Linked DNA regions of Homo sapiens: all the other regions are linked to region 3. Evidence: chromatin contacts called from ENCODE Hi-C or POLR2A ChIA-PET data. All regions are on one chromosome and are shown on one strand. The core of a region is the stretch at or near the end of the contact, and the rest is flanking DNA. Distances in the headings are between cores, read along the strand shown. Region 1 holds the start of MED6 (mediator complex subunit 6). Region 2 holds the start of PALS1 (protein associated with LIN7 1, MAGUK p55 family member). Region 3 holds the start of DCAF5 (DDB1 and CUL4 associated factor 5). Region 4 holds the start of RDH11 (retinol dehydrogenase 11). Region 5 holds the start of VTI1B (vesicle transport through interaction with t-SNAREs 1B).

Region 1 (4,320 bases), core at 234-2,733, 1.4 Mb after region 3:
AAGTCAGACCTAATTCAAGGTGACAGGCAGTTTTGAGCCAAGTGACTCAACCGAGAAAAATTATATAAAGGTAAAATGTACTTTGTGTGCTATAAAATAAAGGAGGAGACAGATGAAGTGCGTTAATAACCAAATAATTAGTATAGACCATTTAGATAGTTCATCATAACTGGATCATGCAATAACCAAATACACAACAGGCCAGGAAATAACATTTTCAGAAATGGCCTCCTAACTGGTTTTCCTAATTCTACCCTTGCCCTCCTACACTGTTCCCAGCAGCCAATGTAGTCCTAAAAAAAAGTCAGATCACATCATTCCTCTGATGGAAACCCCTCCAATGGCTCTGCGTTTTACTCAGAGGAAAAGCCAAAGACCTTATCATAGCTTTCAACACCTTTCTGACTTCATCTCCTTCCCACATCCTCTCTCACTACCCTCCAGCCACACTGACCTCCTTGCTGTTCCTTTAACACACCAAACACACTCTTATTTTAGAGTCTTTGCCATGATCCTAACAATCTGAATTATAAGTAAAACATTTTATAAACTAAATATTTCTCTTTTTTATTCTGTAGCAAGGCAACATGTTGACATAGCCCAAGCATTCTAACAGCATTCTAACCATCAGCAAGTGATGAAATAAATAATGAAAGACACGTATGTAAAATCATGATCCAGAAGTGCTGCAGATCGCCAGATAAGTATAAATGAGAATATTTGTAATAAATGTGTTAGACCCCAATCCAGTTAATATTAAAAAAAGGCATCTCAAACATCTCCCTTTAAAAATCAAGTACTATATACACAAAAACAACTCTACATGCTCCCCAAGATCAAGCAGCAGTTAAGGGGTGACATCTCCATACATTTATTCACTGACTGATTCAATATTTGAGTACTTCTGCAGTTCAGCTGTGAAAAAAATACGACCCCTGCCCATAATAATTGCTGGACGTTCGATGTAAAGTATTATCGACTCAAAAAAAAAGAAAATATCTGGGATTCATGCTCAGGGACCCGTGTGGCGCGGTCTAAAGAATTAGGCAGCCACCATGCCAAGTCCCAAGAGATGAATCAAATCAAGTTGGCTTATTACCCCATTCCCTTCTCTGCCTAAACGCCATTCCTTCACTCCAATAGAATAGCCCTAATGTTGTTGCAGAGATACGTGTGTAGAACAAAACTCCAGCTCTGAAAGCTCAAAACCCAGAGCTTCTTCCAACCCCTTCTCTCCGACGCTTCCAAGAGACGCTCCAAGAACTCAGAAAAAAAAAAAAACTCGTCAACGTTTCGCTAGATCACAGCCTTGGGTTGTCCACAAAAACCACTCAAAAAAGCTTGAGACTTCACACAAAGGAACCTAAACCTTGAAACCGCGAGCTATAACATCCCAAACTGGTCCACAGACAATCAAGAGACAAAATATAGCAATACAGTATACCTCGGATATCCACCGCCGCCATAATTCCGAGAGCGTTTACAGGTTCTCTTTCCGGCGCAAAGTAAACGTAAGCCTAGGCCGCCGGAAGCAGCGGGTTGAAGAGAGTGCGCATGGGTGAGGAGGGACGTAGAGCGGAAGAGGGGGCGGGGCGGGCAGGAGAGAGGCAGGGGGTGGAGGTGCGGGTGGGAGGGGAGGAGACGCGAGGGGGCGGAAAGCGGGAGAGGCGCGGGAGGCGGGAAACGTGGGGTGGGGTGGGGTGGGGTGGGGTAGGGGAATGGGAGGGGACGGGACGCAGAAAGATTGGTGCAGGGGAGCAGGGAAAGACTAGAAGAGGGATGGGCCAAAGAAGGAGAACGGGAGGGCGGATTACTGGGAAAAAAATTAGAAGACTTAGAGGACAGAAAGACCGAGTGGAGTCCCGCCCCACGCCCACCACTGATGGAAGAATTCTGCCTTGATCGTCTGTGATCGTCAAGAAAACAAATTCTGATGCTGTAGAGTTGTGCTTGGGAGTGTCTCTTAATTTTAAAAGCTCCCCGGGTGTATCCACTGAGCTATCAGATTTAGGAACGATGGTCATTTATATTTTTCTCCCTGCCTCAGGTATTGGGATGGGACAGGACTTAAGAATTTGGGAGTCATTGGCTTTTATGTGACTAAATCCATTAAAAATCTAAACCAATTAAAGAAGCCTCTGAGAAAAATTTCACAACACAGGAAATGCTTCTGAAGTGAAATATTAATAAGATTAAGAGAAAGGGAATACCCCTGGGTCCCAGAGTAATGAGCAAATGTCTGCATTCCAAGTAGTCTGGAGTAGGTAGCAAGGCTCCAAAGAGGGAATGATTCTGTGTACGGGGAAGCTACAGAAAGCCTCAGATTCTCAAGCTTCAGTGTGGCTCTGTAAAAGCAAAACGATACAGAAATATGCAAACAACACACAGATACTAGGAAGAGGATGCCAAAATCTGAAGGAGGGATGAGGGCGGGTGCCTACATCTTCTCCAAAACTTAGGTACTGTGAAGACTCCCCAAGAATTTAACCACAACCCAGGAGCAAGAGGGGAAGACCAGAAATTTAATTGGGATTTTCAACCTCATAGACAAGGAATTAAAAATTTGTTAACTCCGTAGAATAAAAGTACGTTGCCTGTACATTTCAGTTTGGGAATTTTCTGCCTGAGATGGTATGTATAAAATAGGTGTCCCAACAGAAGTATGTGCATGCACAGAGTAAAGTTTTGAGAGAGAATTTTTCAGGAGGGCCTGGTTGGGAGCCTAGTGGGAGGACATTGCAAAAAGGAAGAGTATCGTGTCCAATAAAAAGTGTGATCCATAAAGCTTTTTGTTTTGTTTTTCTAGTTTTTTGTTTCCTTGTGTTTTGATTAGGCTAGAAGGAGATTAGGAAGAATAGTGACAGAATGCAGATCTGTAGATAATAAAACATATGGTATGCATGGTAAATAAGACCTGGAAGCTCAACCTTTATTTTGTAGGCAATGGGAGAAATGTGATCAAGCTTCCATTTTAGAAAGATAACTTGAGGAAGACAGGGCAAGGTGGCTCACGCCTGTAATCCCAGCACTTTGGGAGGCCAAGATGGGAGGATTGCTTGAGCCCAGGAGCTGGAGACCAGCCTGGTCAAGATAGCGAGATCCCATCTCTATTTCTTTTATATTAATTGTTTCAGTTAATAAAGAAATATAAATTAAAAAGTGTGGTAACAAAAACAAGAGAAGACAAGATAGGGAGGAAGCCACTTTGGGTAGGACAGTCAGGACAGGCCTCTCTGAGGAAGTGATACCTGAGATGAGACCTGGAAGATGAAAGCAAATCACTCATGTGAAGAGCTGGGGCACAAGCATATCAGACAGAGGGGACCATGGACCCTACAGTGGGAAAGGGGTTGGTCTGAGAACCACAGAAAGGCCAGTGTAAGCCGGGTTGTATGAGTGAAGGATGAATGATGGGAAAAGAGACTGGGAATGAAGGCAGGGGCCAGATGATAGAGAGCCTGGTCAATAATTTATTTTTTATTCAAAGAACATAGGAAGCTATTAAAAGATTTGAATGAGTAGAATGCCACAAAGGTTCTGACTGGAAATTTGTTTATGGATGTCAAAAGTATTTGTTGTGCTTATTGAGCCACTTACTATGGACGAGGCACTGTGCTAAGCACTTTGACGAACTATCTAGTTGTTCCCTCAAAACAATTTTATGAGGCAGAAGCTATTACTCCCATTTTTAAATGAGGAGACGGACTGAGGCAGATGAGCTAGCTTTTCACCAAACTTATTATCTACTTGGGTATACAGCTAAGCTATATTTTCCACCACCCTTGCACCTGGATGGAGCTACATAGCCAGTTCTCATCAAGGGACTGTGAATGGAAGTGATAAGTGTTACCTCCAGGCCAAGACAGTGAAAAACACTGGTTCCATCTTCACTTTCTCTCTCTGTATTCACCAGCTAGATGCCAGAGAAACCTAAGGTCATGGATTGAAAGTGGTGGTGATGGGGAGTTGGGGGGCTGGGGTCTCTGAATGACTGACCACAGGTGCTGAGCCACCTTGCTGACCTAAACTGGATCCAAAGCAAGAAATAAGATTTTATTATGTTAAAAATACACACATGCACACAAAATTGCTATGTACTGTCTCCTCCATAAAATCAGTAATACTGGTGTAATCTATTTTCTGTAGGATATATTAAAATGTGTACCTGCCTCCACTATATACAGTATGACCTTTTGAGGCTTTAGGATTTGGAAACTTAGATAATTTAATATGTGAGAATGCAAGTAAAAGAGAAAAAACAAGATCTTCAGTATGGAAGTGGGAATGATTTCTGATTGGTTAAAGATGAAATGATGCTCA
Region 2 (4,479 bases), core at 787-3,286, 1.9 Mb before region 3:
TGGGGATGCTTCTAAACATCCTATGATGCACAGGACAGTCCCCACAAGAATTATCCAGCCCAAATGTCAATAGTGCCAAGGATGAGAAATTATAAGCTAGAGAAAGAAGAATTCATTGACGAGCTGGAGGAAGCTTCTTGAATTATTATTTATGTTATATATTTAAGAACTTAGAGGCGGGGCACGGTTGCTCACGCCTGTAATCCTAGCACTTTGGAAGGCTGAGAAAGGTGGATCACCTGAGGTCAGGTGTTCAAGACCAGCTTGGCCAATGTGGCGAAACCCCGTCTCTACTAACAATACAAAAATTAGCCGGGCGTGGTGGCTGGCACCTGTAATCCCAGATACTGGGGAGGCTGAGGGAGGAGTATCGCTTGAACCCGGGGAGCGGAGGTTGCAGTGAGCCGAGATTGCGCCACTTTACTCCAGCCTGGGCAAAAGAGCGAAACTCCGTCTCAAACAAAAACAAAAACAAAAGAACTTAGAAAAGGAAGTAAGTCACACACAGTAACCGTTTTTTCTTTTGGGGTATGGCTAGTAGTTTCTAGGAATCCTGGAGACTTTATCTGGATTTCAGTTAGGCATTTCACCAGTTCTCATGGCATCTTTATGGAGGAATATGGGCCAAGAAGACAGTTCGGTTGTGTCGTCCACCTGTATTCGAAGCCTACTGAGAAATTTTTGATGGCAGGAGCATTAAGGTCTTTAGTGGCATGCAGCAGAGTTCTGTCCTCCGCTCTGTCTTATTAAACACTTGGACAGAATGCTGATCAGATTTGAGAAGGATAACAAATCTGGGAAGGGTAGGCATCCCCAAAGATCTTCACCACCAGGAACAACGGTTTGCTTCGTTCAGGCCATCACAGTGTCCTTAGTGAGGGACACCACAACCCATAGGCTGTCCAGAGGAGCGTAATGGGGAAGAATGTGAAAGAGCTTGAAAATCAGGACCTGAGGACATTGCGAGATGGAAAAACACCGTGGGACAAAATGAGGAAAACCGAGAGAAATGGAAATGGCATATACGAAGGCTTTGAGGGAGGACTGTGCCCCTGGGGGAAACTGTGCCCCCGGGCTGGAGTCACAGGCATAGTTTGGCCTCATAGAAGGAGAGGTCGATTAACAAACCTTGCAAGTGTTCAAATGTGGAATGGGCTTGCTCGGAAGGTACTGTCAAGACAGAGACCATCCGAGGGCTTTTATTGCAAGTGTCGAGACACATTGCTGGTGTTTCTCCTTAGAACGTCCTCCAATCTGCTCTGACTTCCGCCCGCACCCGCCTGAGTCCTGCCCCATTCCAAGGGTGGCACATCCAGGTCCCGAGGGCGCCAGCCATGCCCGGAGCACGGGCTGATCTGCGTAACTCTGTCCCTTCGGGAGACTTCTGGGAAATAGTTCTAGTCCTTGCTATCCTTGCTTTCTGGTTTTCAGAAATCAGTGCAGCTGCTGGCTTTATGCAGTCTTCTGCGGGACACTGCACACATCCAGGTGTTTATGTCATTTTTTAAAAAAAACAAATGTTAGATTGGGTGACTAACTTGACAGGACATGAGGAATCTCTTCAAGAGGAATCAGATTTTCTTCAGGATACGTCATCCAGAGACAAGAGCCAAGGGATGTAGAAACCCAGGGAAGCCTCGCGTCCCCACAAAGCCCGCCGGCCAAATCCCGAAGGGGCTCTACCGGGCCAGCTAGCCCGGAGCAGTCCGCGTTTTAGACTTAGAGGCGCGCGACTGCGCGCACCCGGCTGGAGCTGCGGAGAGGACCAATGAGCGGGCGCTCTCTCCGCTCCGGCTCGGGATTGGGCAAGCCGCGCCAGCCTCTCACGGGCGGGGTGGGACTCGGATCCGCGCGCCCACTGCGCCAGAGTCCCGGGGGCGCGTGCGCGGTCTCGCGGCGGCCGCAGGGGCCGGTCTCGCGCGGTCTAGAAGTGGAGTTGCTGGCGGCTGCGGCGGTGACGGCGGCGACGGAGGAGGCAGGCGGTGGGGCGGGGGCGGGGACTAAGGATTCTGAGGTGGGGAGTCGGGAGTTTCTGGATTCTTTATCCGGAATTTCAAGGGCCGCCGGAGGGCTGTCGCTTCTGCAGTGCGTAGGAGCGGCCGGGGCGGGAGGCTCCGCGGAGCCGAGGCGTGGAGGTAAGAGGCGGATCGGCGGCGGCTGGGCTGTAGAGATCTTAATCAACAGGTCCCTGGGAGCGCGGCGGGGGAGGGGCGGGCGGCCGGGCTCCCCTTCCCCCACACGCTGCGCAAACTCCGGCCAGCGGGAGACCCCTGGCAGCCAGGCGGGCTTCCTCAGGCGCGCGAGCTGCGGCCGTGGAGGGTGTGAGCCCAACCTTTGTCCCTCGGAGCAACGCTGCCTGCGCGGTGCCCGCTCCTTCTGCTTGGCTGGGCATGCACCTTGGCGCGGGCCACAGCCAGCCGAGCCCGAGGTGCAGGGGGCGCGGCGGGGAGTCGTCTGCCCCCTGCGCCCTCTCTCCGAGGTCGCGACGCGCGGGACTCTCCCGGCCGGGTCTGGGAAATCGGCGAGGGAACGCTTTCCTTTAGAAGTCAGAATGTAGTCAGCGTTCCTCTGCCTGACTCAGCTGCTGGTATTCTGCTGCTCATTGCGTTCTTAAACACGCAAACAGTTCCTGCTTCCTTGTGACCACTTTAAAAGAAAAGCCTAGTTTTGTTCATGGTTTCTGATACTTTAAGGTTGCACGTTGAACTTTGAAGCATGTAAATTGTTATAACCTACGTTTAATGAAGTTTGCTTTAAACGATCTTTGTAGTAAATTATGTAACTTTCTAATGATCATAACTCACCTTCTGTTGATTGACATACAGTAATGTGTACGGAATGTAGGTTTCGGTCAAAAGGTTTTTCTTGGCAGTTTATGCTAAAATTAAAATCTGATGGCTAGGAAGTTTTTAGATGTAGTATGGAGTGTGTGTTTTGTCTCCATACTCGTTTAGAATAGTAAGAATTTAGATTTGGAAAGTCAGTTGAACAAAAATTTTGAAATTTTGATTTGACTGACGCAGTGAAAGGTGTTAATATTTCTGATTTTTTAAAAAAGCAATATCATGTTTTAATGATAGTTTACTAATTATGCTTTTGGATTATACCAGAAGTTAATAACCTGTTAAATTATGCAATAGGAACAAATGACGTGTTGGTTATTGGTGTCTTTGAAGTATTGGTGGTAATGAAACTTATTAAATAAGCTTCCTTGAATTAAGAACTACGATTTTTTTTTTTTACTAGATCCCTGTGGACATAGCTATTGTGGATAGGTTTTATAGGCTTTCTATTTGCGGCAGGATGAGCTATTAAATTATAATGTAAGAGATTTATAGATAAAACAGGCAAAAATAGGAAAAGCAATTCATTATTTTATCTTTAAAAATCTGGTAAATTTTACCATGTACCTGAATTAGTTTTGGCAAGACGGACTTGAACTTGACAAATTAAGGTGGATTGATTAACATTAATTTGTTTTAGAATGTTAAAACGGGAGAGAATATATAAGTTCTACTTGAGGGTGACCCAAGTCAGTACAGTGGGTTTAGCTTTTACATGATCTTGAATTATGATTTTGATTAAAAATCTCATCACAGGGGCACGTGTTTTCAGGATCTCCTGAGGGCTGTGTCATGGAAAAAATAAAATTTATCACCCATTCCAAGAAATTTGATCAATTTTATATATTATTTACTGAAATGCCCTATTTCTCTGATATTTTCTGATTTCAGAGTGTCTAGAAAAAAATAGTATCTTGACATATGTGCTTATATAGAATATAATTGTCTTTTCTTTTTTTTTTTGTGAGACATAGTCTCGCTCTTGCCCAGGCTGGAGTGTAGTGGCGCGATCTTGGCTCACTGCAGTCTCCACCTCCCTGGTTCAAGTGATTCTCCTGCTCTCAGCCTCCCGACTAGCTGGGACTACAGGTGCTCGCCACCACACCTGGCTAATTTTTGTATTTTTAGTAGAGACGGGGTTTCACCATGTTGGCCAGGCTGGCCTCGAACTCCTGACCTCAGGTGATCCACCCGCCTCGGCCTCCTGAAATGCTGGGATTACAGGCGTGAGCCACCGCCAGAATATAATTTTTTTTTTTTTTTTTTTTTGAGACGGAGTCTCGCGCTGTCGCCCAGGCTGGAGTGCAGTGGCGCAATCTCGGCTCACTGCAAGCTCTGCCTCCCGGGTTCACGCCATTTTTCTGCCTCAGCCTCCCGAGTAGTTGGGACTACAGGTGCCCGCCACCACGCCTGCTAATTTTTTGTATTTTTTTTTTAGTAGAGACGGGTTTTCACCGTGTTAGCCAGGATGATCTCAATCTCCTGACCTCGTGATCCGCCCGCCTCGCCCTCCCAAAGTGCTGGGATTACAGGCGTGAGCCACCGCGCCCAGCCCTTATGATTTTTGATCATATACTTACTGAATCATAGGATCGTTGAGTTGGAAGTAATCTTAGTGGTTATATAGTCTAACCTC
Region 3 (4,977 bases), core at 342-2,841:
CTCCCAATATAGGAAAAGGGACAGAAGAGGGCAGCAGCCAAGCAGGAACGCCCAATCAGCCGTCTTCACCCCCCCTCCCCTGAGCCAGGTTTCGGGGAGCCGCCCCCTAGCCCTCACGTAGGCCCATTCCCACCCGCCCCTGCCCTGGGCCCGCGACCCCAGGGAGGAGGGGACGACGGCGGCGAGCGCCCCCACCGGCAGCAGGCGCACCTCCCCAGGGGCAGCTGTCGCCGCGGCCCGCGGGGCCCGGGCCTCCCCGGGAGCAATAGGCTATCGATTCAGCTGCCTGTCGCTAGGAGCCCCGGGAGAGCGAGGCCTACACCGCCCGGCCGGAGCCCCGGCCTCGATTTCGCCACTTTCCCCAAACCAGAGGGAGAGCCCGGGGGCAACCAGGCCCGTCTGGGCGAGAGGGAGGAGAAGCAGAGACCACTTGCAACAGCGGCCGCGGGAAACGGGGTGCGGGGCGCCGGGCTCCCGCCAACAAGTCTCCCGGGGGTCCCCCACCCTACCGCCTGCCTCGCAAGTTGCGCATTCAAGTTCAGGCTGGTGCCCTTTAGCCTCCACAGCCCTCGCCACTCTCGAAACTGTATTAAAAACAAGACGCAGAAGAGGCCACAACCGAACGAAAGGCGATGGTGCTGGGCCTCTAAGAGCGCCGAGGGGGGCGGCCCACAGCGACCCTACCGCCCCAGTCACTTCCCCTCTGCAGACCCCGCCAGCCCCCGGGTCGCAGCCCCCGGCCCCTCGGCGTCCGGGTCTGTCACCGCCCGCTTCCCAGCCCCAAGACCCCTTTTCCTTAACGCCGGCGACGGGGGCTTCAGCTCCCCCTTGCCTCCGGCGCTCCTCGGCCTCCTCACCCTCCACATCCCCAAAATGCCCCCAGCACCTTTTAAAGTACGCGGAGGAAGAGTTTGCCGTCAAACTTTGTAGAGCGGTAACCTCGCCCCCCTCCCCGACCTACACTTTCAGGGCAGGCATCAGGAGAGATCACTTTGCACTTGGGATAAAGCGAATTAAGGAGCTGTCAACCATTTTAGGTCTTTTTTATAGAAGACATCCTCTCCTTCCCCTCCCCCTGCAATGGTTTTAATTTGACACCAAACCTTCCCACCGCAGAAGGGGGTAGAGAAAGGGAGGGGGTGGGGACAGAGGGCAGGAGGAGGGTGACGGGGGAGAGCGAGAGGGGGAGGCTGGGAGGGTGCGGGGAGGCGCGGGGAGGGGAAGGGGGTTGATTTACCTGAGACCAGCCACTGGCCTCCATTGTTGGAGAATTCAATGGCATTGACACAGCCGAAGTGGCCGAGGAGGTCCTTCTTGTAGAGGTTTCTGCAGCCCCGCAGGCGTCTCCTCTGAAAGTCCTGAGTGAGCAGGGGGTCCCCATGCAAGCCCCGCTGGGACAAGAAGCCCACCACTGACCTCATGCTGCCCCCCAGGCCAGCTCTCCTCTTCATGCTGGAACCGCCGCCGCCGCCGCTCGCGCCGCCGCCCCTCCCTCGGCCTCACGCGCGGCCGCTGCTCCCCCCACCCGGCCCTCCCCCCGCGCTGCGATCCGGATGGTTCTTTAACCAGCCATGGCAGGCAGAGCGAGGTGTGCAGACACTCGGCGGCGTTCGCGGCTTCCTGACGGTCCCCTCCCTCTCCTTCCCCCCGAGGCTCCTCCCTCTGCCTCTCCGCCTCCTCCAGCAGCTGATCCTCAGCTGCCGCCGCGCTTCCGCGATGCGCGGCCCTTCCGCCGGCTGCGGGGCCCCGAGAACGCGGCGTCGGCGCCCCTCCCCTCCGCGGGGGGCTGGCCGGAAGAACGCGGGCGGCCGGCCCGGAGACCACGGGCGCCGGCTGCTTTCCCAGTTGAGCCGCTTCCCGCCTGGGGACCTGGGTGGCGCCGGGCGGAGACCCCTCTGCACCCCAGCGCCCCGCACTCCGCGGAGTTGAATGCGCGTAACAATCCGAGTGGCCGCCGGGCTTTGGCTCGCCTTCCTCCCGCGGGGACCCGCGGGCCGGCTGCTGCCCGGAGGCCAGCGCCCGTACGAGTTCGGGGAAAATGCGGCTGGAGTGGGGGAAGGTGCGGGCGGGGGCTCCGGCCCTCCTTCCTCTGCTGGCCTCTGCCTTGGGCAGTCCGGCCCTGCCCGAGGCGGGGGAACCGGGAGGTAGGGCCGCACACTTGGAGGAACGTTGCCTGGGGGTTTTGTTCGCGCACCCGCCCCTTCCCCTCTCCCGGTAAATGTTTAACACCACCGCTCATCCCCAAGTCCAGTTCTCTAACTCTTCCTTCCTCCGGTCCTTTAGTTGAAAAAGGCTAAATTGTTCCGTCTGGCAGATTAGAGTGGTACATGGGGGGAAAGAGAAAGGGATAAAGAAGTAGGAAGAAAATTGCCAAAACCGAGTTGATGAAGTCCCGAGAAGCACGAGGTACTTCTCTCCGTTCCAGATAAATTTGCACGACACAAGAAGCGTGATTTGAAACTAACGATATATGTTATTTAATTGGGTTCGGTGAGCTCCTCTTAAAGGTCTCGAGTGGGGAGCACTGAGGTTGGACAGCTGTTAACCAGCAGCTGCGCTCCAGGCCAGAAGTGGCTGCACTTCAGTAGGATGGGAGTCACCGCGTTGACCCTAGTGGGTGTTAAATGCTTTGGAATTCTACCAGATACAGTTAAAAGTCCCCTTTTCGATGTATTATAGTACTTTTCCTGGAAGCTATCCTCTGTCATTAAGTGGTAATAAGCTACTGAAATAGGCACTTGTCAGTTTTGCCCTTTCAAGTTAGCAGGAATTACATCCTCTGGACCAGAGATGGCACAGGAGCAGTTGAGTAGAATCATCATTGAAAGATGGGCTGTACATCTCTGATCTGGGGAAAATAATAATAATTTTTTTTAAAAAAAAAGATCGGCTGAACATGGAAGAGGTTTACCCGTCAAACAAAATTATTTACTTCTACTTTTTGTTCAGTGACAATACGATTAATCGTACTAATAACAAATATGCAAATGTTTCATATAAAAGTACATATTCTAGCAAACATTACTAAACAGAAACCAAATTCCATCAGAACTTGGGGAAAAGGGCAAAAAATAAATAAATTTTTAAAAGAAAGAAATCAAATTCCAAAAATGTGAATTTTAATGGAATATTGTTCCCCTAAATAGGAAACTATGTGGTACTTAAAAGGTTTTATCCTCAGGATGCCTTCTAATAATCCTTTGTGTTTATTCATTATAATCACCACCTAAAAATTAGTAGCAGTATACCAGCTTTATTAAAGATGTATAGCACCAAACATCCTTCTGTCATTGCAATGTCAAAATGTGTAATTAATCATTTATTTTTGTGATGATATGAGTCTCCCCACTCTGCTGTAAGTTCTCTGAGAGCAGGGACTACGTCTGTTCTGCTCAAGGGTGTATGCCTGGAGCCAGTACTTGCTGGCACTAGTGGCCGCTTTAATACTTGCTGAATTCATGAATGTACTTAGGGAGTGGGGAGGAGTTTGAAGGGAAAGGTCGTGCTTTCCGGTTTGGATATGTTGAGTTTGACCTGTTTCATTCCAGTGGAATCCACTTGTTCCAAGGCCAGTTTCCCTGCTCACTGTTCCTTTGCTTGGCATACTCAGTCCACACATTCAAAACCCCCTCTAACTTCTTCCAGTTAATAGGCCATCATTTATACCTATTTGCCTGGGGTGGGGGAGATTTGTTCGAAGTGGCCTTTACTGTGGCAGTGTATAATACGCATCCTCCTCTGCCCTCTTAAGCACATACCCCCTTTACAGTTTTTACTGAATTCCTGGGAAAATTGTCCCATTTACCTCAGCATAAAAATAGACCAGCATCTGGTCACATGCCAGCCCAAATCTAGGACTTTGCTGGAAACTTCCTTAACTGTTGGGTGACCAACAGTGACAGAAAGGTAGGACCACCTAGTCTGTTTATATCCTACTGCTAGTCTGGCCAGATTTTTATAAGCCTGAATGAAATATCTTCCTATTCCTATAATTAAGAGTTGTCGGATAAAATGGAGGATACCCAATTTGGTATGAATTTCAGATAAACAATGAATGTTTAAGTATACCCCATGAAATATTTGAGATATACTAATATTGTTTATTTGAAACTCGAATTGGGCATCCTGAATTTTTTATTTGCTCAATCTGGCCACCTACTTATAACCAACTTCAAAAGATGAAACTCCATAATATCAATTTGCTTTTACTAGGAATTTAACATAGTCCCTTGTGTCATTTATTGCAAACTAATAATATGGTACATAACTACCTACCACAAACTTTTTTTACCACACCTGTAACAAAATTGCAATACCACAAACATTTAATCAGCTTTGATGACCACATGAGCTTTGTGTTTTTCATATAGGCATTTATAGTGAAAAGGCCAGTGTACTTAGCTTTAAAATAGCAAATGAAATTACTTCTGAGTAAATTGAACCACTGCAGAGAATGTATGGAGGAAGAGGGAGAAGAGTGAAAAACTCATATTTTTCTTTCCTAAACCCAGAAACTTATGTGTATTAACATTCATACTTAGGAAGCCTTGAAACACTGATTTGGAAATTCATTCTGGAAAAACAAAGATATGGAAATTGCTTAACCCAAGAACTCTTAATTGCTTCACCATAGGTTGAATACTGGTCAAATGTAGAATTCCCAGAAATGTATTTACTCTTTGACTTCTATTTTGTTTGACTCCAATATTGCTGAAGATAGAGTAAGGAATCTTTAAAAACTGATTGAATGCTAAGGAAATGCTCAAACATTAGAAACTGTGTTTTTAAAATTTATTTATTTATTTTGAGACAGGGTCTGACTCTGTCACCCAGGCTGGAGTGCAATGGTGTGATCTTTGCTCAGTGCAGCCTTGACCTCCCAGGCTCCAGTGATTCTCCTACCTCAGCCTCCTGAGTAGCTGGAACTACAGGTTCACACTGCCACACTCAGCTAATTCTTGTATTTTTTGTAGATGG
Region 4 (4,960 bases), core at 1,580-4,079, 1.5 Mb before region 3:
TCTCTGAGCCAGCTCTTTGGCTGTCTCCTTCCCGATACCTGTATTAGCTCCTGTGACCACAACTACTTTCCCAGGAAGCTGAACAGTTGATGTACACACCCCACTGGACAGCATTTTCCTGCAGACAGAGAAGGAGAGCTCATCAATTCTTCATTCTACTGTCTCAGCCAGTAGGTTCCTGCAACTCCCTGTGTCTTCTGGCTGAGGTTTGCTTTAGTTCTTTCCACTGTTGTCCTTTTAAGGAAACAGTGTCCATTTAAGGAAAGTTGGAGGAAAGATGACAAAAGTTTTCTGCTTTTGCTCAAAGACAAAAGTGATTCTATTACAAGGGCAAAGCTTACAGCTGTTCTCTGCAGCACAAGAACTGGATGAATACCTGCTTAGCCAGGCACCTGGCTTTGGTTTGAGCTCTCTAAGGCACTTGTGACTTAGGAAATCACAAGATTCAGCCCAGAAGAAGAAATAACTAGTTTCTGTAGGTCAATCTGTCCACAACTGGCATTTTATGGCCTTGAGAAATGGCTAATCCAATACAAAAAGTTAAAATTATGAAAGCTTGTGACTCTGGGACAAAATAAACAAGAAAAAAAAAACACACCCACACGCATGCACATACACACTTAAAACAAAGAGAAGATTATGTATGTACAAAGGGGAGCTGGGATTCAAGTCTTGCTTTGTGTAATTAGAGTCCTTGTTTCTTTCTTTCTCTTTCTCTTTTTTTTTTTTTTGAGACAGAGTTTTGCTCTTGTTGCCCAGGCTGGAGTGCAATGGTGTGATCTCGGCTCACTGCAACCTCCACCTCCACTGCAACCCCCATCTCCCAGGTTCAAGCGATTCTCATCCCTCACCCCCTCACCCATGCGCCACCACGCCCAGCTAATTTTTGTATTTTTAGTAGAGACAGGGTTTCACCACGCTGGCCAGGATGGTCTCGAACTCCTGACCTCAGGTGATCCGCCCACCTCAGCCTCCCAAAGTGCTGGGATTACAGGTGTGAGTCACCAAGCCCAGCCTAGAGTGCTTGTTTCTAAGTACTATACTATATTGCCTTTTCCAAATGAATGAATGCACAAACACAGATTGGTGGTTCTCAGACTGGCCTATTCTCTTCTTGGCAATGTTGGGACTCTGGTTAAAACAATCTGTTGACCAGGAGATGCATTCTTAAAGAGCATTTCAGCCTTTTTCATTGAACTTGGAATTGCAAGGTACATACTCTTAGCCATTGAAGCTACCTGCATAGTGCGAAAATGCTGACAGGGAGGCAGATTAACTCATGGTCCCCACAAACCATCACCTCCCTCCTCAGAAAACAAGCCTCTAGGCTGTTTCCCACATCCCCTTACTGTATGTAGCTCCAGGAGTGACAACTTAGTAGGACCTGTACTTAGTTCTTTCTTCTCCTTAACCAGCAGGAATGAAAGAGACAACTATAAAAGTCCAGCTCTGGCCCGACTCCCATAACCCTGCTGAGTTGGGAATACAGCTCCTGGAATATATATATATATATATATACACACACACACACATATATATATATACACACACACACATATATATATATATATACACACATATATTTTTTTTTTTTCCAGAAAAATCCCTCTGGGGTATGAGCACTATTTTCAGTTCTGGTTCAACTTTTCATTGAGATTCTATGTGGATAAGAGGATCTTGTAGTGAAAAAAAGATAAAAAGCAGTGTTTTCATCTGAGTGTGAGAAACCATGTGTGCCTAGAGGTGGGAGAACTGAGTGTTCAGAAGGCAGAAAAAATATAACTGGAAGAGGGGCACCAGAGAAGGAAGAGAAAATAAAAATAAAAGAAGGAAAGTAGGTGACTGTGGTAAGAAATGACTGTGATCTGGCCTGGCTTCAAGTTCTATTGGGACTAAGACCGCCCACCTGGGGAAGGAGTGTGTCTGTCTATTCAGTCACTGGTCCGTCACCACTGGTGATTTACTTAGAACCAATAAGCAGGCTGCCGGTTTTACAGCCCGCTGCTGATTCACTGGGGCACTTGGCCAGCCTTGGGCTGATTGATCTATCACCTGGTCAATACCTTCCCACCATTCTCCCAGCCCTCACCGCCCCAGTACCCTAGCTCCTAACTCAGATCCCCCGTGCTCCTGCTCGCAAGGCAGGATAGAGCTCATAACCAAACACTCTTCCTTTTCACTTTTCTCCTTTACAACATCCGCCCACAGAACAAGCGATTGTAACAGCAACGAGAGAGCAAGGATGGGGCCGCAGATGTTACGATTGCTATCAGTTTCAGAGGGCGAAATGTGGAATCGCTCCTTTGTACCTCGAAGGCTGGTTTAAGGCGTGGGGAATAAGGGGAAAACAGCGTCGGGCCATATCCCATTGAAGAGTCCGAAACTCAAGCGTTTGAGGTAGCCTTACCCTCGGGATTCCCTGGAGCCAGAATCAGGGGGTGCTTAGACAAAAGAAAAACAGGCCAGGGAAAAGCAGTGTGCCCCGGACTGCCGCCCTTTCTCACCGCCTGGGGTCTCGGGTGTCCTCCTGGCACCCAGGACAGCTGGACCTCGCCTCCAACCCACCGAACTCTGGGCTCCGCCATCTTGGAGCCCCCCCAGGGGAGTTTTCCAAGAAAGCTTTGGTGGGGATTCTATGTTTCCCTCCCGCCCCGCAACAAGAATTCTCAAGAGAAGGCAATACATTTGCACAGACCTGATTTGGGGCGCAGCCATATACAGAAGGAAGGGCAGAAGGAGGAGCAACAGCGGGAACATGAGCTCAACCATCTCTGCCGGCTGCAGCGGCACCAGAGCGGGATGCTCCAGCGTTGCTCGCCGACTATGGCTTCTCTTTCTAGACACGCCCCAATTCAAATTGCGACAGCCCGGGGAGCAGACCTTCTGGGAAATGTAGTCCAGAGCTTGACAGCCTCAGGCTGGCTACGTGGGAGCGCTGCCGCCAACGCTGGCAGAAGTTGAATTATACATCGCTAATCCCCAACCATCTAGGGCTTAGGGCCTGTGGGATCATTCACCCAGCTCTCAGTTATTTTTTCTGCCTTCTGAATACTCAGTTCTCCCACCTCTAGGCACACATGGTTTCTCACACTCAGATGAAAACACTGCTTTTTATCTTTTTTTCACTACAAGATCCTCTTATCCACATAGAATCTCAATGAAAAGTTGAACCAGAACTGAAAATAGTGCTCATACCCCAGAGGGATTTTTCTGGAAAAAAAAAAGTATACACTATAGGAATAGTACACTTATTCCTATAGTGTACTAGGCACCGCGGTGTTTGTGAAATCTCTGCAGTCCTCTATCTCCCCAGACCCAAGTCCAGTGCCTGGTTCAGTTTTCCCCAATCCTGGTTAGGCAGTTACCGCACTGTTTCTCCTGGAGATCAGATGTTGGCGTCTGGGAAATGAAAGGCGGATTAGACAGGAGAGGAGCGGTCCGAAGTCTGACAGTTGGGAAGGTGGGGGAATGTAAACCCTTCCTCCTCGAGGATTCCTTTTTCCAGAGAAGAGGAAGCAATAAGTCCTTGAAGACATTCTCAGGAGAATCACTTTATTGTGTCTATCTTGAATTATGGTGGCAACTATCATGATTTTTCTAGTGTTTGAGTGTTCATTGATAATAGAATATCGTCTTCCTGATGGCTTGGGTCACATACATTAACTCCCAGGGTAGCAATGAATATCTCAGATTGGCACAGTTGGTTTTGCCAACTCGTGAAAGTATTTAATCCTGTCTTGAATTAAGGCCATGAATATGTTCTCTGTGAATAAATAGGTTCCCTGTTCAATAGTTTCTTTCATCTGAGGCCTATTTCCTGGGGGTGAAAGTGGAGGGTGTTTTAACCAATCAATATCTGTCTGTGATTCCTTAATTGTACCCAGTAATATTTTCTGGTCCTTTTGCATAATTTCCATTTGGTTAAAAGACACGGGTTCCAATGAACTAATATATTTTATAGCAAATTGGAGAAGAGAGGGTTTCCTTCACACAATACTAATTCCTACCAATTTAACATTAGATTACCTAGCAATCATCACATTTTGTCACATTCTCATTATTGTGTTACCTAATATTTGTATTGGGTTTTATAACTTTATAAAAGCCTTTCATTTGTTTTGTTCCTTATTCAGTCATTCACGCATTTGACAAACATTTATGGCATTCCTATAGTGTACTAGGCACTGTGCTGATGTCCAGCAGGAAGCCAGGAACACATAATCTCTGCTCGCCCGGAGTTCATGGACTGTCAGAGAAGACCTTAAATAAGTAATCACTGTAAATAAATCATGGTGAAGGTTATGAGGAGGATTAGAGAAAGCTCTGGGAGCTTTTACAAGGGAGAGGAGTTCTAGATCAGGAGAGGCTTATTTGAGGAAATAACATTTGAGCGGAGGCCAGAGGGAAGTTAGTAGGCAAGCAACATAGACAAGAGTGTGCTGAGCAGAGGAAAGACCCCACCTGAGGGTTCACAGTCAGAGAAAGCAGGGTGCACTAGAGCAACAGAAAACCGTCTAGGGAGAAGGGAGAGTGCCAGAAATGGCAATAATAGCCAGTGCTTAAATACTGCTTAATTATGGCCAGGCCCTGTCCCAATGATTTATATATATATATTAACTCTTAATTCCCATAACAACTCTAAGAGGTAGGTACTATAATTTTCCCTATTTTACAGACAAGAAAACTGAGGCACCGTGTAAGCTAGCCTAGGTCAAAGAGGCAGAGCTGGGATTCAAACTGAAGCAGGTGGTGTTCCATGAGAGGGCCCTATATGCAAAGTGGCCCCCAAATGCCAGAGGAGCCAAGACACCAAAGGTTGAGGCAGACAAATCCAGTTTCTTGGTAAGGGTGTTTTACTGTGGGAATTTACAGACAGAAATGTGGGCTTGGGTGGCAGATTTCTGTACATGTAAGCTCCACACTCAGAGTTTATATACTGTAGGGAAAGAGTCAAACTGCT
Region 5 (4,681 bases), core at 1,606-4,105, 1.5 Mb before region 3:
GGTCACCCCATGGCAGAAGATGGAAGGGCAACAGATCAAGAGAGCAGGCAAGCAAGAGAGGGCTGAACTAACCCACTCTCTCAACAACCAAGCCACTCTCAGGATAACAATCTAATCTCTGAGGATGGAGCCCTCATGGTCTAATCATTTCTTATGGGTCCCACCTCTTAATGCGATTAAAATAGCAAATAAATGTCAACATAAGTTTTAGAGGGGGACATTCAAACCATAGTAATAATGAATTCAATTTTCTATTTTTCAAAGCAATGTTCTTTTGCATTATTTAGACTTATAGAAATGGGCATTGCAAAAATTAATTCAGTGCCAGGTTGAAAATGCAGTCTACATTTTTTTTTTTTTTTGGGAGAGTCTTGCTCTGTGGTCCAGGCTAGAGTGCAGTGGTGCGATCTTGGCTCACTGCAACCTCCAGCTCCAGGGCCCAAGTGATCCTCCCACCTCAGCCTCCCCAGGAGCTGGGACTACAGGCATGCACCACCATGCCTGGCTAATTTTTTTATTTTTTGTAGAGATGAGGTTTCACCATGTTGCCCAGGCTGGTCTCAAAATCGTTCAACACAGCAATACTCCTGCCTCAGCTTCCCCAAGTGCTGGGATTACAGGTGTGAGCCACCATGCCTGGCCTGCAGTCTACTTTTTTTTCTTTTCTTTTCTTTTTTTTTTTTTTTTGATACAGAGTCTTGATCTGTTGCCCAGGCTGGAGTTCAGTGGCATGATCTCGGCTCACTGCAACCTCCGCCTCCTGGGTTCAAGCAATTCTGCCTCAGCCTCCTGAGTAGCTGGGACTACAGGCAACTGACACCATGCCCGGCTAATTTTTGTATTTTTAGTAGAGATGGGGTTTCACCATATTGGCCAGGCTGGTCTTGAACTCCTGACCTCAAGTGATCCGCCCGCCTCGGCTTCCCCAAGTGCTGGAATTACAGGTGTGAGCCACCGTACCCTGCCTGCAGTCTACTTTTCAATCACATAAATCAGATCCCACAATGCTTCTGCACAGTATCTTTTAACTGCATCCCATCATATTTAGAAAAAGGCACAAGTCTTTCACCATGGTCCACAAGGCCCTACATGATCTGGCCCTGCTTATCGCTCTCCTTTGCTCACTCCATCCCAAACACATGGAACTTCCTGCTCTTCGCTGAACACACCAAGCTCATTTCTGCTTAAAGGCATTTGCAGTGCTATTCCCTCCTTCTGACACTCACTTCTCCCTGATTTCTGGTTTACTCCCTCACTTCATTTAAGTCTCTGTTCAAACGCCATCTCCTCAGAGAGGACTTTCACAACCGCCCTATTTAAAACTGAAGTCCCAAAGAAGGCGGATCACTTGAGGTCAGGAGTTAGAGATCAGCCTGGCCAACATGGCAAAACCCTGTCTCTACTAAAAATACAAAAATAATTAGCTAGGGGTGGTGGCGCAACTGTAATCCCTATTACTCCAGAGGCTGAGGCAGGAGAATTGCTTCAATCTGGGAAGTGGAGGTTGCAGTGAGCCGAGATCGTGCCACTGCACTCCAGCCTGGGTGACAGAGTGAGACCCTGTCTCAAAAAAAAAAATGATAAATAATAAAATAAAACTGAAGTCCCATCCCCTATTCTTTTACTCTGATTTACTTTCCTGTATTCTTTAACACTGCCTCTTAATAGTTATATATTGTTTATCACCTACCCACTAGAATGGGGATGTTCGTATCTTTTTCACTGTAATTTGCAATATTCACCAGCACCTAGAACGGTGCCTCACAATTCACCAGCACCTAGCACACAGCAGCCTCACAATAAATATATATTAAATACATGAATTTCATTCTCACCAGTCATTCAATTCCTATGACCTTGAGTAATTCGTTGAGCAAACACCCAAGCTCTGACTCTTAAATAAAAGCAATAAAACAAAGTTTTGTCCTTGCCATCAAATTCTATATATCCGGAGGCCAAGAACTATAGCAGCTTTTCCTATGGATTTAGGGCCGGAAAACTCTAGCTCCTCCAGACAGAACTTGTAGCAACCTGAATCATGAAATTAAGGGGTAGTAAACAGTCTCAGCTGTAAAAACGTTCAAAACAAGACCACATCTAAATGCCACAATCAGGTTTTAAAGGCCAGCTCTCTACCCTCCAATAACTGGTATTTACCAACACCCCCAAATTATGACTCCTTTGGGTTTTTAACCCTTTTTCTGTGCTACGGATCCTCTGTCAGTCTGGTGAAAACTAGACCTGTCTTGAGACTAGTGCTTTTAAATGCATAAAACAAACAAAAACAGCTATGAAAGAAACCCACTCTACATTACAGGACCGCAGATGCAAAAGCCCCTCTGCTCTATTTGCCACAGTGAAAAAAGATGAGAAAATGTGGAAGGCCATAGAAGGATCCCAGGGAACTGAATCCCGAGGTCCAATTTACTCTCAGTGGCAGCAGGGAGACCTGGGGCTGGGACAAGCCAGCCCTAGGGGGCGTGTCTGAGGACGCGGAGGGAGGAGACGCGGGCCCGGGTCTGGGAGGAAGGTGGGAGAATCTTCCTTCCAAAGCGCGCAGGGCTGCGCTCCCCACGGCGTGGCCCACCCCCGCCTCACCGGTCCCCGCCGTCCCCAGCAGCCGCTCGGGCACCCCTTGTAGGTCTTCATGGAGGCCGCGGAAGATCTCGTGCAGCTTCTCGAAATGCTCCGAGGAGGCGGCGGAGGAGGCCATGGCGCAGGCCGCGCTGGAGCAGCGGCCACCGAGATTCGGGGCCCTGGGCCCTTTCCTAGCCCGGCGGTCAGCCGCCCAGCCCAGTGGCCATAACGGCGACCGCCGCACCACCGCCGCCCAGGACGAGGCTCTTCCGGAGCCGCGGCAGGGTCCTCTCGAGCCGGAACGCCCACCTTCTCCAGCCAGTGATTGCTGGAGCGCCGGCGCGAAAGCCTGACGAGAAGTCGGGAGACTGCGCGGCCTAGGCGACTCCTGAGGGAGCGGTGCCGCGCCGGGGCGATCGGCAGTCGCGGAACCCGAGAAGTGCCGGGTCCGGGTTGGGGAAAGGCCGCAGCGAAAGGGGCCTAGGGGACCTGCGGGACTGGCAGCGCGGCCGCCTTCCTCCCGGGCCCCGCCGGCCGGCGAGGGGCGGGCGCTGCAGTGCACGCCGGGGGATGTAGTTTGGCTCGGACGAGAGCGTCTCGTCCCGGGGTCGCGCGTTGCTCCGGGTGCCAGGTTCAGCCCGCGCGGCGACAGCGGGCTTCGGCCCGATTTGATGTATGTTTGCGTCTAGACGTCGTCCTCACTGTCATCGCGCTTTGCTTTGCCACCCTGACCCGAATTCCTCGTTTCGCGTCTTGACTGTTAGCTTTCGGCCCTGGAAAGATAGCCGGGCCAGGGGCTCTGCCTGCCGTCGGGAGGTGGAGCACTTTTCTTGGAAGGCCCAGCGGCTCCCCAAGCTTTCAGAAGTGGAACCCGGCCGGGCGAGTGGCTCGCGCCTGTAATCCCAGTACTTTGGGAGGCCGAGGTGGGAGGATTGCTTGAACCCAGTAGTTCGAGACCAGCCTGGGCACAATAGCGAGAGCTCTACCAGAAACCCAAAATAAGAACCGGGCATGGTGGCGCGCACTTTTGGCCCCAGCTACCCCCGGAGGCTGAGGTCCCACCACTGCACTCCAGCTTTGGGAGACCTTGCTCCCAAGTGGAGCGAGATCTTGTCTCCAAAAAAACAAAAAACCCAAAAACCAAAAATTCAAAAGTGGAACCCAGTTAGGATGACCTCGAAATACTCTAGCTGCTAGGCCCGAGTAATTCTCCTCGTGGAGACTAATTCTCCTCCTAGGCTGCCTCGTGCACTTGTTGACAACAGGTGTTTGTCAAGCGTAGGCATTGCGAGGGATCTGGGCATGTTGGTGAATAAAACATTTAATCTCTGCTCCAGGGGAATTTATAATCTGGTGTGGAAGGTGGGCCTGGCTTCATTAGGTCTCATCTGCCACTAAGTGTCACGTGTTAAAAATTACAAGGTCCCTTCTTGCACTCCATGGGTATAAATTCCTGTCTTCACGTCGGGCATGGTGGCTCACGCGTCATCCCAGCACTTTGGGAGGCCGAGGCGGGCGGATCACTTCAGGTCAAGAGTTCAAGACCAGCCTGGCCAACATGGTGAAACCCCCGTCTCTGCTAAAAACACAAAAATTAGCCAAGCGTGGTGGTGGGCGCCTGTAACCCCAGCTACTCGGGAGGCTGAGGCAGGAGAATCGCCTGAACCCGGGAGGCAGTGGTTGCAGTGAGCTGAGATCGTGCCACCACACTCCAGCCTGGGTGACAGAGAAGACCCTATCTCAAAAAATTAAAATAAATTATTATTTTCACCGATTTCACGGTTTGCTCAAGGTGTCTGTTCTCAAATGTTTGCTTGGGAGTTCAATTTTAAACTGCCTACAAATATTAAAAGATGTATGACTGCTCAGGAGAAAATGCTTTGCTAATTTGTATCTCCTGGGCCCTCATTTTTATTAGATCAAGTTCATTGGCTGTTGATTCAACACACTTTGGTTAAGCTCTTAATATGCACTGAGCATAGACATGACCAAGTCTGAGGATAGTCAGTATACTGTGTAAGTCCCACAGCACAATGCTGGGACTTGTCACAGTACAGAAATAAGGGGCAGGTGCAAAAAAAGGATCAATAGCCTGGGGCCGGGT

What was found. A loop is a pair of places that touch in the nucleus more often than their neighbours do. ChIA-PET counts read pairs that join two places held with the same protein, here RNA polymerase II (POLR2A). Pooled maps may share reads with other maps.
Region 1: a map of CD4-positive, alpha-beta T cell shows a loop between it and region 3 (6-fold over the local background). The contact joins the promoter of MED6 here to the promoter of DCAF5 in region 3. A Hi-C loop is called at or near these places in 2 of 168 maps with a recorded cell type or tissue (CD4-positive, alpha-beta T cell and naive thymus-derived CD4-positive, alpha-beta T cell) and 6 of 50 pooled maps.
Region 2: a loop to region 3 is called in a map of CD4-positive, alpha-beta memory T cell, with 12 times the contacts of the local background. The contact joins the promoter of PALS1 here to the promoter of DCAF5 in region 3. A Hi-C loop is called at or near these places in 1 of 168 maps with a recorded cell type or tissue (CD4-positive, alpha-beta memory T cell), 1 of 37 single-sample maps with no recorded cell type and 9 of 50 pooled maps.
Region 4: a pooled map shows a loop between it and region 3 (20-fold over the local background). The contact joins the promoter of RDH11 here to the promoter of DCAF5 in region 3. A Hi-C loop is called at or near these places in 8 of 50 pooled maps. POLR2A ChIA-PET finds 5 or more read pairs at or near these places in 2 of 52 experiments (activated B cell and naive thymus-derived CD4-positive, alpha-beta T cell).
Region 5: a loop to region 3 is called in a map of naive thymus-derived CD4-positive, alpha-beta T cell, with 24 times the contacts of the local background. The contact joins the promoter of VTI1B here to the promoter of DCAF5 in region 3. A Hi-C loop is called at or near these places in 2 of 168 maps with a recorded cell type or tissue (naive thymus-derived CD4-positive, alpha-beta T cell and posterior cingulate gyrus) and 5 of 50 pooled maps.

The regions. Positions count from the first base shown.
Region 1 is chr14:70,599,172-70,603,491 of GRCh38, forward strand. It overlaps MED6 (mediator complex subunit 6), which reads right to left and starts at 1,484. Exons shown (of 8, transcript NM_005466.4): 1 at 1,445-1,484. The coding sequence starts at 1,466. RefSeq lists an enhancer at 986-2,185.
Region 2 is chr14:67,239,399-67,243,877 of GRCh38, forward strand. PALS1 (protein associated with LIN7 1, MAGUK p55 family member) reads left to right here and starts at 2,037. Exons shown (of 15, transcript NM_022474.4): 1 at 2,037-2,135. It overlaps LOC124903330 (a long non-coding RNA gene), which reads right to left and starts at 2,011. Exons shown (of 2, transcript XR_007064217.1): 1 at 1-2,011. It also overlaps a transcript of GPHN not described here. RefSeq lists an enhancer at 1,389-1,668 and a silencer at 1,649-2,618.
Region 3 is chr14:69,151,528-69,156,504 of GRCh38, forward strand. It overlaps DCAF5 (DDB1 and CUL4 associated factor 5), which reads right to left and starts at 1,592. Exons shown (of 9, transcript NM_003861.3): 1 at 1,238-1,592. The coding sequence starts at 1,451. RefSeq lists silencers at 1-366, 527-576, 1,397-2,036.
Region 4 is chr14:67,692,935-67,697,894 of GRCh38, forward strand. RDH11 (retinol dehydrogenase 11) reads right to left here and starts at 2,830. Exons shown (of 7, transcript NM_016026.4): 1 at 2,696-2,830; 2 at 1-118. The coding sequence starts at 2,769. It also overlaps a transcript of GPHN not described here. RefSeq lists a silencer at 1,938-1,997 and enhancers at 2,347-2,983, 3,028-3,077, 3,098-3,147.
Region 5 is chr14:67,671,777-67,676,457 of GRCh38, forward strand. VTI1B (vesicle transport through interaction with t-SNAREs 1B) reads right to left here and starts at 2,856. Exons shown (of 6, transcript NM_006370.3): 1 at 2,599-2,856. The coding sequence starts at 2,713. It also overlaps a transcript of GPHN not described here. RefSeq lists silencers at 2,531-2,640, 2,741-3,180.